Linked DNA regions of Mus musculus: region 2 is linked to region 1. Evidence: chromatin loops called from intact Hi-C (ENCODE). Cell type or tissue: gastrocnemius. All regions are shown on one strand.

What was found. A loop is a pair of places that touch in the nucleus more often than their neighbours do. Peaks named below come from ENCODE experiments on the same cell type or tissue, not always from the same donor. Only the 100,000 strongest peaks of a DNase experiment are listed, where the experiment ranks them.
Region 2: it touches region 1 in a loop (2.7-fold over the local background); 2 of 42 quality-filtered maps call a loop at or near these places.

The regions. Positions count from the first base shown.
Region 1 is chr1:69,682,272-69,690,271 of GRCm38, forward strand. It overlaps Ikzf2 (IKAROS family zinc finger 2), which reads right to left and starts at 3,689. Exons shown (of 8, transcript NM_011770.4): 1 at 3,423-3,689; 2 at 1,853-1,901; 3 at 939-1,043. The coding sequence starts at 1,886. In gastrocnemius, a CTCF peak has its summit at 6,942 (motif pointing left); DNase peaks (open chromatin) are centred at 3,654, 5,070, 5,288 and 6,933; H3K4me3 peaks cover 5,220 bases; H3K27ac peaks cover 5,182 bases.
Region 2 is chr1:69,594,123-69,602,122 of GRCm38, forward strand. The region is part of intron 3 of Ikzf2 (IKAROS family zinc finger 2); the gene reads right to left. Among named protein-coding and RNA genes, the nearest start is that of Ikzf2, 88 kb to the right of the region's middle. In gastrocnemius, no CTCF peak of the experiment used is centred here; no DNase peak of the experiment used is centred here.

The DNA of each region.
Region 1 (8,000 bases):
TGGTTTGCCCCAGTTGTTAAACCTTCAAAGAAGTCTCCTTCATCACCCAAAAAGATAAGTTGTAAATTAAACTAAACTTAACATAAACCATGACCTTCCTATTTAAGACCACAACATATATCCAAAGTGCAGAGGAGACGACACCTCAAGCTTGAGCTAAGAGTGGCAAACCACTTGCACTGAATTAACTGATCTGATAAGACAGTTTCATTAAAAGACAGACTTAACAAATAAACGCATCTTGTCCTCCACACTGACAGCACGCCTTTCTATCACACTCAACATTGTTTAGGACACTCCATGTCAGAAACACTGAAGACTCAAACTGCCACTCCTGCAAACCCAAAAGCATCCTTCTGAGAATCTTTTTTTCCCCCTTCTGGACAATGTTAAACAAAATGATATATAGAAATAGATGCAAATGAGTTCCTCAAATTTTCAATGACATTTCGCTTCCAATCCTCTAAAGGAGAAAGTTTTACATTGTTTTTTTTTCTTGCTTTCTGAGCAAGCGAGTAACACTTCAATTTTACCACTGATGGTCTAGCTCTTATTTCTTCTACTTCATTTTCTTTTTTTTAATAACCCTGAAGAGTCCTTTGGTAAAGCTACATTTCTCTATTTTTTTTTAACCAAACATCAAATCTAGATGTGACCCTTGAATTGAAAACAATAATCAGTAAATTCTAATAACATCTCTTACCCGGTACAGGTAGGCACCAGCTAGCAAACGCCACCTTGGGACAGTTCAGACTAGTAAGTAGGCTCATGTTTTATGATACTAGAATGAACGGAAATAAATCTGTGTTGTTCTTTTCTTAGCAAAAGCTACAGCAGTACCTCCGTCCCAGAGTGAGCAGACCCCACAGACCTGACAAATCCAAACCTCTCACTTGAGAATTTAAAAAAGTAATAATCATCACAAAATGAAGACTTACTGCTTGTCATGTGACTTGGCGAGGCGTGCTGTCCATTGGGTGTGCTTGAGGTGAGGTCAATGGCCATATTGGCGTGTTCCCCTTCGGGTGAAAGCTCATTGTCACCTGCTTTCAAAAAAATACATTCTTTTGGTTTCTGTTCATTGTCACGTAACATGTAATTACTCAGACTGCCTCATATTCAGAGGGCACTCAGAACCGAATGCTCAAGAAACATGCTTTTTTTTTTTAAAGAGAAACTACAAGGAAATAAAATACATAGTAAATGAATGAAATGTAGAGAAAACACACACACACACAGCCTATAATAGAAAAGTGAACAAACTTTATTATCATAGCATTCTTACAGGTCAATGACAATAGAGACCATCTGAGGTCCAAAATAGTTGTAGTAGAAACAGCAAGGTTTTTCTAATAATCTAATTTAATCAATATAAAGTACTTTAAAGTAAATATTTTTTAAAACGTTTGCTGGATGGTTCAAATGAGCTTGCTTTTTTAAGAAAGGTGAACTTAAGAAGCCAATTCCTTCCTATTATATGTCTGGGAAAATCAGGTTACCTAGCAGTAAATCTTTAGTACATTTCTCCCCACCCCCACCCCCCAGTAGAAGAAATATCTATAACCTGGGGTATTCTAAATTTAAATTAAACAGGGAAACCAGTCAAATAAGAAACTAAAGATCTGCTGGCTACAAGCCTTAAATAATGTCCTTTCTGAAAAAAGTAGATTTCTATGCCCCCTTCTTAGTTTGCTCCTGGTAATACTTCCTCGTATCTGTTGCAAGGGGAAATGGTGAAGAGCAAATAAAGCTGGAGAACACGTACTAAAGACCCATGGCTCAGGGACTCACACACAGGGAGCAAGAAGCTCACTTGATTGCCCACAGCAAATTAATGAAAAGGAATACTCACATGTTATATAGCCATCAATTGCGTCTGTTTCCATAGTCAAAGTGCAGTGCTGGAACACAAAAGATTGCAACCTTTACCCAAGGATTCCTCCCTGTATCTGCCATTAAATTCTTCACTTATTTCAAGCCCCAAGCAGGTAGTGCATGTTGCTCCTGCAACCTGTGCCTGAGAAACATACTACAGTGTACTGTGCGTGCTCATTTGCAAGTCATTGAACTCTCTGCAAATGATCTGATTCCTGCTGGAGATAGGATAGGGACATAGGGACGCTAAGTGTCCTGTGAGATGGGCTGTAGCAAGAGAAGAACGACTCTCTCTCGTCAAAATTTACCCGGTTTATTGGGGGAAAAAATAGGAGAGGGTAATCTCCAATTTGCCAACTGTAACTGCTATCTAAGTATTTTACCACTCACTACTTCCCACAATCGCCCTGCAGTTTGAGTACTTCCCTAGTATACAGACAGCTCTATTCACAATTGTTGCAAGTTGGTTCATCATGTTCTAATGGGGGGGGGGGGGGGGCACAGAGAACAAACAAAACATAAGAAAACAAAACAAAACAAAACTACTTAGTACTAGACTGTATCCCAAAGACTTTTGCGGCAGTTGGCCAACTCTGGCTTGTACTGACGTTTTAGCCCACCCCAAATCCTGTGTGAGCACCTGTTCCACGTACCCTAATTTCCTGCCAGACTATGGCCGGAGACAATGCCAAGCCTACTTGAGACATTCGGAGTTCCAACAAGTCAGAAACTTTTGGCTGTGCACGAGGGGAGGGGAGGATTTTCCTCTCCCCAAGTGTGAGGAATGATTTTCATGCATCAATAACACAAATACTTTTGTATCCCCAGAAACAAAAGTAAATTGCATGAGACAACACCCCCTAGCTTTGATTCACATCATAAGAAGATCGATAATCTAACTGTATTCTTTGAGGGAAAAAGTTACAGAATTGACAAGTCCTGAAAAAGATTTTTACTTATTTTTCCCCCCTTTGGCCCAGGTCCTTTTTGCCTTTAGTTTCAAAACTCTCAAAGCACCAGCAGCTAAATTATTCACAATGAGCCATTTCTGTATTGATCGCCAAGTATATTTAGCCCTAGCTCCTGGAATTTCTCCATTACTTACTGGAAAACAGGCAGCTTCACTTCTTGTCTCCAAAACCACTTCCCTTCTCCCTCCCCTCCCCTTCACCACCAGCCTCCCTACCCCCCTCCCGCCCCCCAAAAACTTTTCTTTCTTTCTTTATGGAATAATCAGATCAAATTCCCAGTCACTACATAGCAGTTAAATTCCGACCTGCTCTACTCTTATCAAATTCTTTCAATTAGGTTACGTAAGGTTTGAAAGAAAGGGACCCGGAAAGTTTTAAAGGGGAGCAGTTTCTACCGAGAGCTTACAAATGAGTCTATCTCTTTAAAAATGTACACATTTAACACACATACTAAAAAGAAGCGTCAGTTAGAAGCAAAAGAAGTCTGCGCCAACAGTGAAAGGGTTATTAAACCCTCAGTGAAGGAAAAGGAAGAAAAAGGAAGAAAAAGGAGAAAGAGAAACAAAATGTACATACAAAAGAAATTGTCCTCTGATTAAAAAACAGTCATCACCATTTCCAGCTCTGTCGGGAGCTCCCAGCTTCTTCTAACCCCTCAAGGAGGAGGTGACAATGTCGGGCTGAAGAGAAACGGAGAAAGAAAGAAAGAAAGAAAGAAGTTTTTTGTGTCCCCCCCCCCTTCCCTCCCTGCCCCCTCCAGGCAAAGCCCCCTGCAGAGTTGAAGCCGAGGAGGAGGGAAAGCACTTTACAGGTGGGTCATTCCAAGACCGAATCCAGCAAACAGATCGGCTGATAAACAAAACCAAGAAATGAGAGAGAAGGAACACTCCCCCCCAACCTCCTCCTCCTCCTCCTCCTTCTCCTCCTCCTCGTCCTCCTCCTCCCCCGCCCCCGCCCCCTCGTCCCTTTGGGATGGTCTAGTAGGAAAAGTCACTCAGGAATGGCACCACGTACTTTCAGGAAAGAGGAAAAAAAAAAAAAAAAAAAAAAAGACAGGGAGGGAGGGAGAGAAAGAGAGAGAGGTCAGTGCTACAGCAATGCGATTAACGAGAAGAGAAAAAACTTGATCCACCGGTTCCTTAAGAATCGACCAAAAGCTAAGACAAGAAAACTGAAAGAAAAAGGGGAGGGGGGGTACGAGGGGAGGGACAGTCAGGCAGAACCCAGCAAGGAACCTAGGCCAACTTCACAGGACTGTTTTGTGGCCTCTGGCAAAATAGGAAAAAAAGAAAAAGAAAAAGAAATTAAATCTTCATTCCATCTCCTTCGTCCATACCAGAACCTGTCAAAGCGATTTAACTGTTGCTGTTATACATGTGTCACACCAGATTTTTATTATTATTTTTGTTTTGTTTTGTTTTCAATCTCAACAGTATAATAGCCTCTATCCAGACAGCTGCAATCTATGCCAGGTTATCCAATCTTTCTTCTTGGAATTCAAGTTAAAACAAAGCAAAAACAAGTCCAAATCCATGACAGCTATAAAGATGAGAACTGATTAGTCCATTAACATCCCAGAAGCAGATTACAAGGAGGGGACGATACATTAAGGCAAAGGACATCATCTTCAACGAAATTCCCTGAGCGTCCTTAACAGAGATCATTTCCCTAATCAGAGCCACAACCCATCCCTCCCCAAAGAAAAGCGTCTATATTATTATTATCCCTGGTTAACAGCAACAAGTCATTCGATCACACCACACTGTTAAACAAGATTCCATATCATTACACTTAACTTTGAAAACACTCCCCCTCCCCAACCCCTTTGCAAACCATACACAAATTGATAGATAATCTATGAATCAGAAGACAAATAAAACAAGAGCTGTTCTTCCCCACGCAAAAAGCCAAGCGGAGATTTACCTCAGCAGTGCATGCAGTAAAATAATCCCATCACCCTTTTGTTTGTGTTTACTGTTAGTGTGTCCTCTCCCTCTCTCTCTTTCTTTCTTTCCTGTGCCTAACGTGTGTTTGTGCACTGCAGTTGGTGGTGGAAACTAAGGCAGTGGATCTGTAGCTAAGGGTAATCCTGTTTTTACTTCCTCCATCTTCAGCGAGGAGCAGGGTTAGCCCGGGACAGCTGGTCAAACCCCGAGAAACCGATCCGGCGGAGCCCGAGCACATCTCCCCCGCCGGCCGGGCTCGCGCAGACGCCCGCGGGCGGAGGGCGGGCAGCGGCGGCGGCGGTGGCGGCCGCGCGCGCGCGGAGGGGGTTGGGGGGGGGGTCGTCAGCGAGCGCCCGGGTCCGTGAGAGCCGGGAGCGGGCGGGCGGGTGAGCGAGCGAGCGAGCGGGCGAGCGCGCGGGCGGGAGGGGCGGGGGCGCGTGTCTGCGCGCTCGGCCGCTCGTTCGGCGCGCTCGGCAATCGATTACAGGACAAGTGCCGCGCGGCTCCGCGCCTCCTCCGCGCCTCCTCCGCGCCCCGCGCGCCCCCCGCGCCGGCTCCGCCCCTCTCCCCGCGCCCCGCTGCTCACGTTCTCCGCTGGCCGCGCGGGAGGGACGATCTCGGGCTCCCCCGGCTCATGTCGGCCGCGGGAAGTTCTCTCTCTGGCCCGGTACCTCCCCGGATTCCCGGCTCCCGGCACCCGGAGGATCTGGGACACTGAGCCGGACAGAGGGACCCTTGCGAGTGCCCTGGGAGACACGGAGCGAGCGCCACTGTCCCCATTGTGAAAGTGCTTCCCAGTGCAAGTTTAAAATTAGAGTGTTTACTTGCTGTTTATATCCACCCCTGTCCCGGCGTGTGCCACATCCACCCGAGTCAAAGGAACCGTGAGGTTCGAAAAAGTTGTTAGCCTGGAAGTGTAGCCTAGCCTTATGCCAATCACGACGTTTACATTTGTTGGGCGAAGAGCATAGGAATCGTCCTGAGAAAATAAATGCATTTTCAATCTACAAATAGCAGCATTTACTATCTTTCTTGACCACAGAAAGGGGAATAAAGAATTCTATAATTAAAGGGAAAAGGAAAATGAAAGGAGCTGAAAATACTGAACTGTGTAGTCTGAGTGGTTTAAGTTTGAAATCACATGAAATTATCAGGAGTGCCAAACAACATTTCTGAGAAACCGTATCGCATATTGTGTTGAAAATCAATGCTGAAAGAGGAGCAGGCGCTGTGCCTCCCACTCCTTTAAAGAATCCCAGAAATAGTTGCTGAGAGTTTTCTCCCTTCCCCCTTTTCCATGGAAGCAAGCCATATGACACATTGAAAATAAAATCAACTTTCACCTTAAGCACCGCTCTGCCTTGTGTTTAGATTCTGGTGTGAGCAAAGGTTCACAGTGGTATACAATGAATACACTAATAATGTCCAGTGTATCTATTTTCACTTTTTACAACCTTATTATATCTATTGTAGTTACTAAGCAATTTGTTCTTATAGGTTCAGTTCATTTTTTTTAATTATAGAAAATGATGATTTAAAGCAAATAATCATTTCATTGGGAGTAAACCACTTGTGCTCGGGTTTTCAATAATTTCCTGATGATTTTCTTTAAAGTTGCAATATCTGTGACATTGTTAAAACTAACATTTTTACCTACTCCTCAGCTCTCTGAATAAAATCCCCGCCCCCGCCCCCCCCCCCCACACACACACTTAACGTTAGATTTGGAAAGGTCAAACTAAAGAGAATCTAGGAGTCGAGTCTTTCTAATCAATTCAACAGACAGCAAATTCAGAAAGCTGGCGCGTGTGACGCTACAGTATAGAAAAGGTGACATACTATGAAGTGTGAAAGAAGTTCTCAGAGTGTTCCTTCCCACTTGAAAAGTGTCAGCGTATCTGCAAAGTCATGGTGGTCCTTGGGAAAGACTTAAACATTCAGTACTAAAGTCTTCCTAGTTAAAAGCCACAGAATCCGTCTGCAGAAGAAGATTCATTGTGAGATCTGGAGAAGCCATCCTAAGTTACCAAACTACCACACTTGATGTGGTCCTTGCACCTAGCTGACCACTGCTTGATCTAGATCTCTCCTAGCTTATCCGTGTACCGATTTGCTGCCATTGGTTCCCTAGCCACCAGAGGCACACCCTCTCCCCCTAGTGGTTAAACCTTCGGACAGTTTATTAGCAGACACAGTCGTCCCCCAAGAGAGAGCTATTTAGGCAGGAACTCATGAAGCCCAAATTTTAGGAGGGCATTCTGAAGAGTGGGAATTAGATTTTTTTTAAAAAACATCCCATGTTCCTTTCTCATTCAGAGACTACAATGAATTCAGGTTTTCTGAAGAAGTCATGAATGTGTTTACAAGCTAAATTGGGTAGTTCAGTTTAATATTTCTGAAGTCTGACCTTGGCACCTGGACTCACAATCTAATGCATTCATGAGAAAGTGACCACATATAAACCGTAGCAATTCACGTTGGCCAAGATTTCCCTTCACGATATTTTGGTAGTGGTTAAAGAATGGATTTACTTATGCCCTTAGCCATAGCTACTCTGTATGCAATTTGTTAGGCAGTTATATGCTTGAACTGTGCAAGAAAAGATAGCACCAGGAGAGTCTAGTTCTCCTTATCTTGCTGGAAGGTTAAATCTTCACTTTGGGGACAGGTATACCATCAGAGCAAAGCATTGCTCTGATTGCTGTCTCCTTCTCACTCTCTCTGTTCAAACTATGGAAGCTGATCCTTCCCACCATTGTTCCAGGACCTGACATATTTCCAATGCAACATGGTTGTAGGTATTCTGCTCACATGTTGGTTTTAAAAAGAAAACCTAGCTCTCCGAATAGAATTTACTCTTGGTTTTTCTTTGTTTGTTTTGTCTTTCTTATTTGTCTGATTTGGTTTTTCAAGACAGGGTTTCTCTGTGTACCCCTGGCTATGCTGGAACCCACTGAAGATCAGGCTGGCTTCTGAGATTCACCTGCCTAGGCCTCCCCAATGCTGCGATTTAAGATGTGTGCTACCACTGCCTGGCTAGAGTTTACTCGTGTAAAAGGCAGAGATGATGTCTTATATAGTTCATTATCTTCTCAGACCCAGCACACTGTTTGGCACTAAACGGACAATAAACACTTACTGAATGGTTGTGTAAATGGAAAAACACATATGCTCCTTCCATGTGTTAAGCTATTGTCAAGGAACAAAA
Region 2 (8,000 bases), 88 kb before region 1:
TGTCCACATTCTAGACCAGTGAATCTCAAGCTTCCTAAAGCTGCGACGCTTTAATACAATTCCTCACATTGTGGTGACCTCCAACCATAAAATCATTTTAATGGTTGCTACGTCATACCTGTAAATTTGCTACTGTGTGAATAGTAACATAAAAGTTTGATATGTAGATGGTCTTGGTGACCCCTGTGAGAAGATCAGTCAACCCCCAAAAGGGCCGCTACCCACACACAGGTTGAGAATCACTGCTCTAGACACTCCTTAGAGACACAGTGTGAACAAGAAAACAGAGAATCCAAACAAGGCAACCAGTTCCCTGAAAAGGACACAGTACTCCCTGGAGAGTAAAGGCTCTAGAACAAACAAACAAACAAACAAACAAACAAACAGCAAAACAAATCACAAAGTCTGGGAGTAGGAAAAGGATCCAGGAAAGTCTCAAATTTTTATTACTGAAAACAAAAGAATCAGGCCCTTTACAGTTAAAGCCAGCATCACTGGAGCAATAGCGCTTCATTCTCTTTCAGAAAAAGCAGCCCTCAAAGGGAGGGATGAATAAGTAGGATGAAGGAATGCTAACATCCTACAAAGGCCCATTTAGGTGGGTGGTCTGTACCAATGGCTATTTGTAACTACTGTCTCAGCCTTTCTGATAGCTACTGCCTTCATTTGGTGGAAAATGAAGTTAAGGGCCAGAACAATTTCACAAAACTATATACCAATGTCTGTGAGCCAGTCAAACACCCCCAAAATGCTTTCCATTAATACAAAAGGAACCGGATGATTGCCATCATCTACAATATGGGAATTCAACATTCCACTCTCCATTGATGGCATCATTCACGTTTTAAGAGGAACTAGATGAACAAATATTTACTAATTAATAATAGTGGACTATTAAAGAATAAATTCCAATGTGAAACATTAAAACATAGCTCCTCACTAAAACGCAAATGCATGGAATGTGACATCATAGAACAATGCAAAAATCTGCAGAGAAAAGGAACCAAATGCAACGGGAAGCTTTAAAGCTGCCTTTTACACCAGGCAAATGTAATAATACTGGCAAAGGATAATACTAGTCCCATACATAGAGGTTGATGGTTCACAACCTTTGCTTCATATACTCTGCTATGCACCCAAAGTATTGCAATAATTAAACACGTAGTCTTGCCTCCATAAGTTGCCTGTGCCAAATGGAGATATGGGACTCCACAGCTCGGCAAGAGTCTGAGCAGAAGGAATCAGAATAAAGGCCCAGAACAGGGCAAGAGGGCTCCATGACATGCACCAATTCCTGCAACTGAGGACTCTGAGCCCAACCAGACCTCAGGAAGACCTTCGCTCCATCAGTAGTTCATTGATGAGGATCGCAGGTTTTACAAACAAACACATAGAGCAGAATACTTCCTGTTAAAAATACACGTGTCAGCATCAGCTGGCAACTCCCACTAATAATTCCTAAACTGCGTCCATCGCAAATATGCATTACAATTCTCAACTTTATTTCCACCAGGAAAGAAGAACAATCTAGACCTTAAAAACTGCAGGCAGGCACACGCGCGCGCACACACACACACACACACACAGAGGATAAAATGAAAACCTAAAATGAAAGCCCCTCAGCCTATTATATCCTCCATCATTAAATACAAGGTTGTCAAGACAAGTAATAGAACATTGGTCAAAAAGTAATAGCTTGGTTAAAATTTCTTCTCGCTGATATTAGTTGCAAGTTTGTACGGGGCTGCCTATTATCCATCTTAATGAAATTCACCTGTCACTTCCATTCTGAAACAGTGAATTCTTGTACCAGATGACAAGAGTAAAATTAAAATCTCTTCTCTTCTCCCAATCAAACCATCTAATGATGGAGAAGAAGAAATAAGTAACTCAGAAATCCCGGCCACTAATTGGTCAAGGGAAGAGTCAGCTTCAGATCTTTTTGCCCCCTTTTGACTTCCTCTGGTGATCGTCCTGAGGGTTGCCAGTCAGCTACTTCTCTTTTAAACTTCTTTTGCTACTGGGCAGTATACTGAGTCGAAACTAGCTAAGATAAGTAGTGCGGAGAGACAGTCTACACATCACAGCCTTTATCATCATTATCATCCTTTTCAGTCTTTGGGTAGTGAACCTGTCTAATAAATGTTGCCACGTACCTTATTCTAAATTAGAGAAGGGCAAAAGACCAATTGTGTGTTTAATTATCGACTTCCGAGCTGATCACGTGAAGAGGTGTATTTATTTACCTCTCTTTCCCACGTGAGTCGCCTTTTAAAGCAAGGACCAGGCTTTCTAGTTACCAGTTTTCTTATTTCAAGGCTTTATCGAAAACTGTTAAAAAAAATAGTAATCCAATAAATTTCAAGTATGGTCTAGAATACCACAATCCAACTCAAATGGTATAGGAACAGGGAATTTAAGTTGCTGAAGCTCATTCATTTGTAGACCCAATTATGTCCTGACCTCTAATTTTTACTGTTTAAACTCATGCTATATCCGCAAACTATGTCCAATCAATTCCTCATCTTAAAAATTCACTTACTAATGTAGAAGTCAGAAGGGATTAACACAGAATACTTATCATGCAATACAGGACAGTGTTATCCTGGGCATAAAAGGTCAGGAAGTGTAAAGGAAAAGATATAAACACTTAAAAATCTAGAATCTTCTAGTGTAGCATCTTAGCTGAGGGAGTGAAAAATGCTGTTTTCCATTGCTTAGGAAAGATCAAAAGTAAGAGTTTACAGAGGAAACCAATACTCACGATGGTACCAAAAACTAAGAATGATATCAATAATAGCCAGGCAAGAGACTAACTAGACTGGAGGATGACCAAGTCTATTTGTGAGTTACTGATGGAATTTGACAAGTCAAAACAGACTTCAGTATTAGGATCTTTATTTGCCACTGAGATAATGGAAATAAACTAACTCCAATAATTATTCCCAAAAGTACTTTGGGAGATAAACAAAAAACACTTCTAGGAAAGAGTCATGCAAAGAGTCACACATTTTCTCATAATCATGACAATGTCCTACACTAGGACAGAATCAGTCACATACTTAATGGGCAACAAATTGCACATTACACTCATGGTTTGAGTCTACACTCTAAGAAAAGCAGTAGAAAACCAGTGTATGCCTTAACTTTTCCAAACAGAAGCTCACCCTGAACTGTACAGAATGCAAATCAGGAAAGTGAAATCGCTGAAAAGAATACCAGAGGTCTAGAAGAGCTGGCAGCCAACCTAAATTAAGGAAATCCAGAATGACATGAACCCTTTCTTCTAAAATACACAAGTTGAAAAAAAAGCAAATTTTAACCTAATATTGAGGTGGTAGAAAACTGCACTGATTTGTTCCAGTTTCTATAATCACAGTCTTGGAACCTCTGCATGGATTTTTACATTCCTACAAGCTTATGAAAGTTACAATATTTTTCTCGATTTTGCTACAAAAGTCCAGAGCCCTGATCTAGAGCTCTGATCTAGAGTTCTCCTTAGGGACAGAGAACTAAACAGTAATATGTCAGAACAGAGTTTTCCAGACACTTCCATCACGCAACTGAAAAACCAGAACATAGCACACATATGTGTTCATCATGTTTTGCCTTTCCGGGGCAACTGAATAAAAAATTAAATCAAAGAAAATAATTATTATGGCAGGTTTACCATGATCATATGTAAATACTAATATTCAGTGTAGGATGTTATTATGTAGCAAAGTTGAGTGCATTTCTAACTTCAATTTACCGGTGTGCTTTCCCATGCCTGCAGACTTTTTTCTTTTGCAAGCATGCACTTATAAACCGATAAAGCTCTATGACATTAGATAGATGCTAAATTTCACTGAAAAACTGGATTCTACTCTGACTTCAATATTTGCCACTGTTTGCTAGAGTATCAGGATACCAAGGTCTTTAGCACTATTTCAGTTTGGACGAAAACGTCCCCTGCAAATGTACACTGCAAAAGGTTCCCTGAACAAGACTTTTAATGTACTGTTAATATGGTGAGAGAATTTTATTACGTTTTTAACATGCTCATTAAAAGTAAACACTCGGGGTCAGTGAGCCAGCACATTGGCACTTGCCAGACAAGTCTATGCAGTGAGTTTAATCCACAGAACCCACTTGAAGGTAGAAGTAGTATTATCCTCTAAAAGACAGACACTCACACTCATAAACACATGCATTCATATACACTCATGTCCACACTCTCACACATAGATTCTCACATACCAATTCACACACACACTCACACATATGCATTTACACATTCAAATGCACACACACATTAAGTTTAAACATTTAGAACAGTAGGTAGGTCTCGATCTTAGTGACAGAAACTGATTTCTTAAAACCCACTTTTAATGATTTCACATTGGTACCATGTATGTTCCAAAAAGAGAGAAAAAAATCTAAAATATTACAGACAGAAATTGTTCCTTTGCTATCAATGACACTACACGATGTCACCAACATAAATCTCACATAAAGAAGAATGTTGAAGTCTTTTATTTTTAAGTATGTCACCTTGTTCATTTAGTGTAATTAAGATGTTTCCAAATGTCTGTTTCCTTTGAGATAGAAAGCCATTGTGCAGTGCCGGCTAGCCTGGAATTGGCTACATTACTCAGAATAGCCTTGGATTTGTGATCTTTGCTTGCACACCTGAGAGTTGGGACTGCAGGTGTGCACTGCCACACTAACACTTGTAGCAGTTAAACAGACCTGTATGGATCCTGATGGGGTTGTTACTGCACACCCTGGACAAGCACGCCACCCCTGAGCCTTTCCTTTGCTCAGTTCTGACTCTGCTCAGTTATATCTTGTTGGTCTTACTGGGTCCTCATCTGCATTTCAATATGGCCCACTTCCACTCACTCACACGAAATAGGAAATGCTAAATATGGAGAACTTTTCCTGCAAGTTATTGTATACTAGTGAAAAAAAGCCCTGTGTGTATGTGTGTGGGGGGTGTTTATGGATATACTCGTTAGTCAGTCAGCTAAACACATAAGATTCGGCTATTGGTGGACACACTCTTCAAATTACCCAGGAAGTAAGTGTGAGTGCCGAATATGTGTAGATAGTCAGTAGGAAATGTAGGACACAATGAGACATGTGAGACTCCACATGGGTGAACTGTCAAAGATTTCTAAGATGGCAGTTTGTTCCTCAAGTTATCTGGATACAAACTGACACTTGCAATCTCCCAACAAATTCTGCATTTTTCAGGTAGTAGATAACTCTCCTTTAAAATGAAACTTGTACCCTTACTGAAAATATTTACATAGCCCTGTAATAACCATAAGGAGATTTATATTAAACACAACGCATATTTAGATCAGCTGTTTCGAGGTGAAAAAAAAAAGTGCAGATGCAGCTATTCCAAATCACGTGTGTCTTGATGTGACGCAGGCACTGATACAGTTGTAAGCAATGAGCAATAATAGAGCTACTGAGCTGGGTGTTTTTCACATTTGGGTCACGGGCAAAGATGAAGGCAAACGGTGCCGTATTCCTTATGAAGATTTCAAAGGCTACAGGTGCATACATATGTTCAAGTCACTGATTATAACATTCCAACTCATTTCTAAAAGCCAAGTTGTTTACCGTGCAGTACGTTGGTGGAGAAGTTAGGAATGGAGGTCAGAGGACAACCACGGTGCTGGTTCTCTCAGAGCACCTTGTTTTAGACGGTCAGTGTGTGCACCTGGCTAGCAGGCCTATGGAATTCTGGGGACTTTCCTGTATGTCTCCTGGCTTCCCATAGGAGCATAGGGATTATCGATGCATAGTTACTGTGGGTGTCCGGGGCCCGTGAACTCAGGTCAGCAGGCACCTTAACCACTGAGTCATCTCTCTTCTCTCTAGGCCCATAAACAGGGTTTTTTAAAGCAATCATGAATACAAATAACAACATTTTAAAAGGACTGAATTGAACCTCATACAAGTCTGTTAAAGTACTTAACATTTTCCCAGTGACAAAGCTACCATATCAGATAGACTTTCACTTTATGGAAAAATATATTCATATATATTCCACTTATTTCAAAACATTGACCATGTTTTAGTGAAATACTGGTGATTCTGAAATGTTGGCAATGTTTTACAAACTCATTTTCAATGATAATAATAATAATAATAAATGTCCAACTGTATGATAAAACAAGATACAAATGAATCAGATCTTTTTGGGACACATTATTACAAATGTATTAGGAATATAATCTTCCTGTGAGAATTAGGTGTGTTCAAATCTGAGATTGTTATATATAAAGAATATATCACCTCAGCACTCACACTCCATCATTTCTTAAAGTTAAATGTTGGTATGAAGTAACTTTCAAGTCAAAAGTCAAATGCATTTAATAGTTATTATACTTTTGAGTTGAATATTTAATACATACATTGAAATAAATGAGATAGTCTCATTCCCTTACAGCCAGCACTATGCCATTGGTATTGTCAACTGTTTACAAACAACTAGGGGAAGCCTGACTGACGTCCTTTTCTACAGCCTGATTCTACAATTCACTCCCATAGGTGGAACAACATTATGAACTCACCAGTACCCCGGAGCTCTTGACTCTAGCTGCATATATATCAAAAGATGGCCTAGTCGGCCATCACTGGAAAGAGAGGCCCACTGGACACGCAAACTTTATATGCCCCAGTACAGGGGAACACCAGGGCCAAAAAGGGGGAGTGGGTGGGCAGGGGAGTGGGGGTGGGTGGATATGGGGGACTTTTGGTATAGCATTGGAAATGTAAATGAGTTAAATACCTAATAAAAAATGGAAAAAAAAAAGAAAGTAAAAAAAAAAAAAAAAAAAAAGAACTCAACATACATAAACTTAGACTGTCAGTAGGTGTACAGCTAATGTAAAACTTGGGCCAGAGAAATTTGTTTTTAAAGAGCAGAAGAACAGAACATTTTTACAATGGAAAAAATGAAGCAAAAGAATCATAGAACATCTTTAGGTAGCCTGCTTAACGTTAAAAATATACACCTTATCTACATGACACTTATGACTGTGCAGAAAGACTTATTAATCTCCTAGCAACCAAATTCTCAACTTCCAGGATTTTGAAAGCAAGTGTATATAAAAAATGAAGAAGAAAAAAATCAGAGGTGCTAATTTATTGTTTGTTTATGTAAATGGTTCTTAAAGTGACTCCCTGAAATGCATACATATCCCATGAAGCCTTCTGTAGCTCAAGTAGAGTGCTAATGTTTGTTTGTTTGTTTGTTTGTTTGTTTTGGGTACTATAAATACTTTTTTAAAATAGCAACATGAACACTTTTATTTCCTCATCAGCTAGAAATATGTTTTTTTAATTAGGTATTTTCTTCATTTACATTTCCAATACTATCCCAAAAGTCCCCCATACCCTCTCCCCCACCACTCCCTTACCCACCCACTCCCACTTCTTGGCCCTGGCGTTCCCCTGTACTGAGGCATATAAAGTTTGCAAGACCAATGGGCCTCTCTTTCCAATGATGGCCAACTAGGCCATCTTCTGCTACATATGCAGCTAGAGACACGAGCTCCGGGGGTGGGGAGGGTGGGGGGACTGGTTAGTTCATATTGTTGTTCCACCTATAGGGTTGCAGATCCCTTTAGCTCCTTGGATACTTTCTCTAACTCCTCCATTGGGGGCCCTGTGATCCATCCAATAGCTGACTGTGAGCATCCACTTCTGTGTTTGCTAGGCCCCAGCATAGTCTCACAAGAGACAGCTACATCTGGGTCCTTTCAGCAAAATCTTGCTAGTGTATGCAATGGTGTCAACGTTTGGAGGCAGATTATGGGATGGATCTCCGGCTATGGCAGTCTCTAGATAGCCCATCCTTTAGTCTCAGCTCCAAACTTTGCCCCTTCTTAGAATTGGGAACAAAACACCCATGGACGGAGCTACAGAGATAAATACTTATTTCTTAAACAGTCAAAATTTTCACTAAGAATTTATATTAAACTACTGTCCTTAATTAT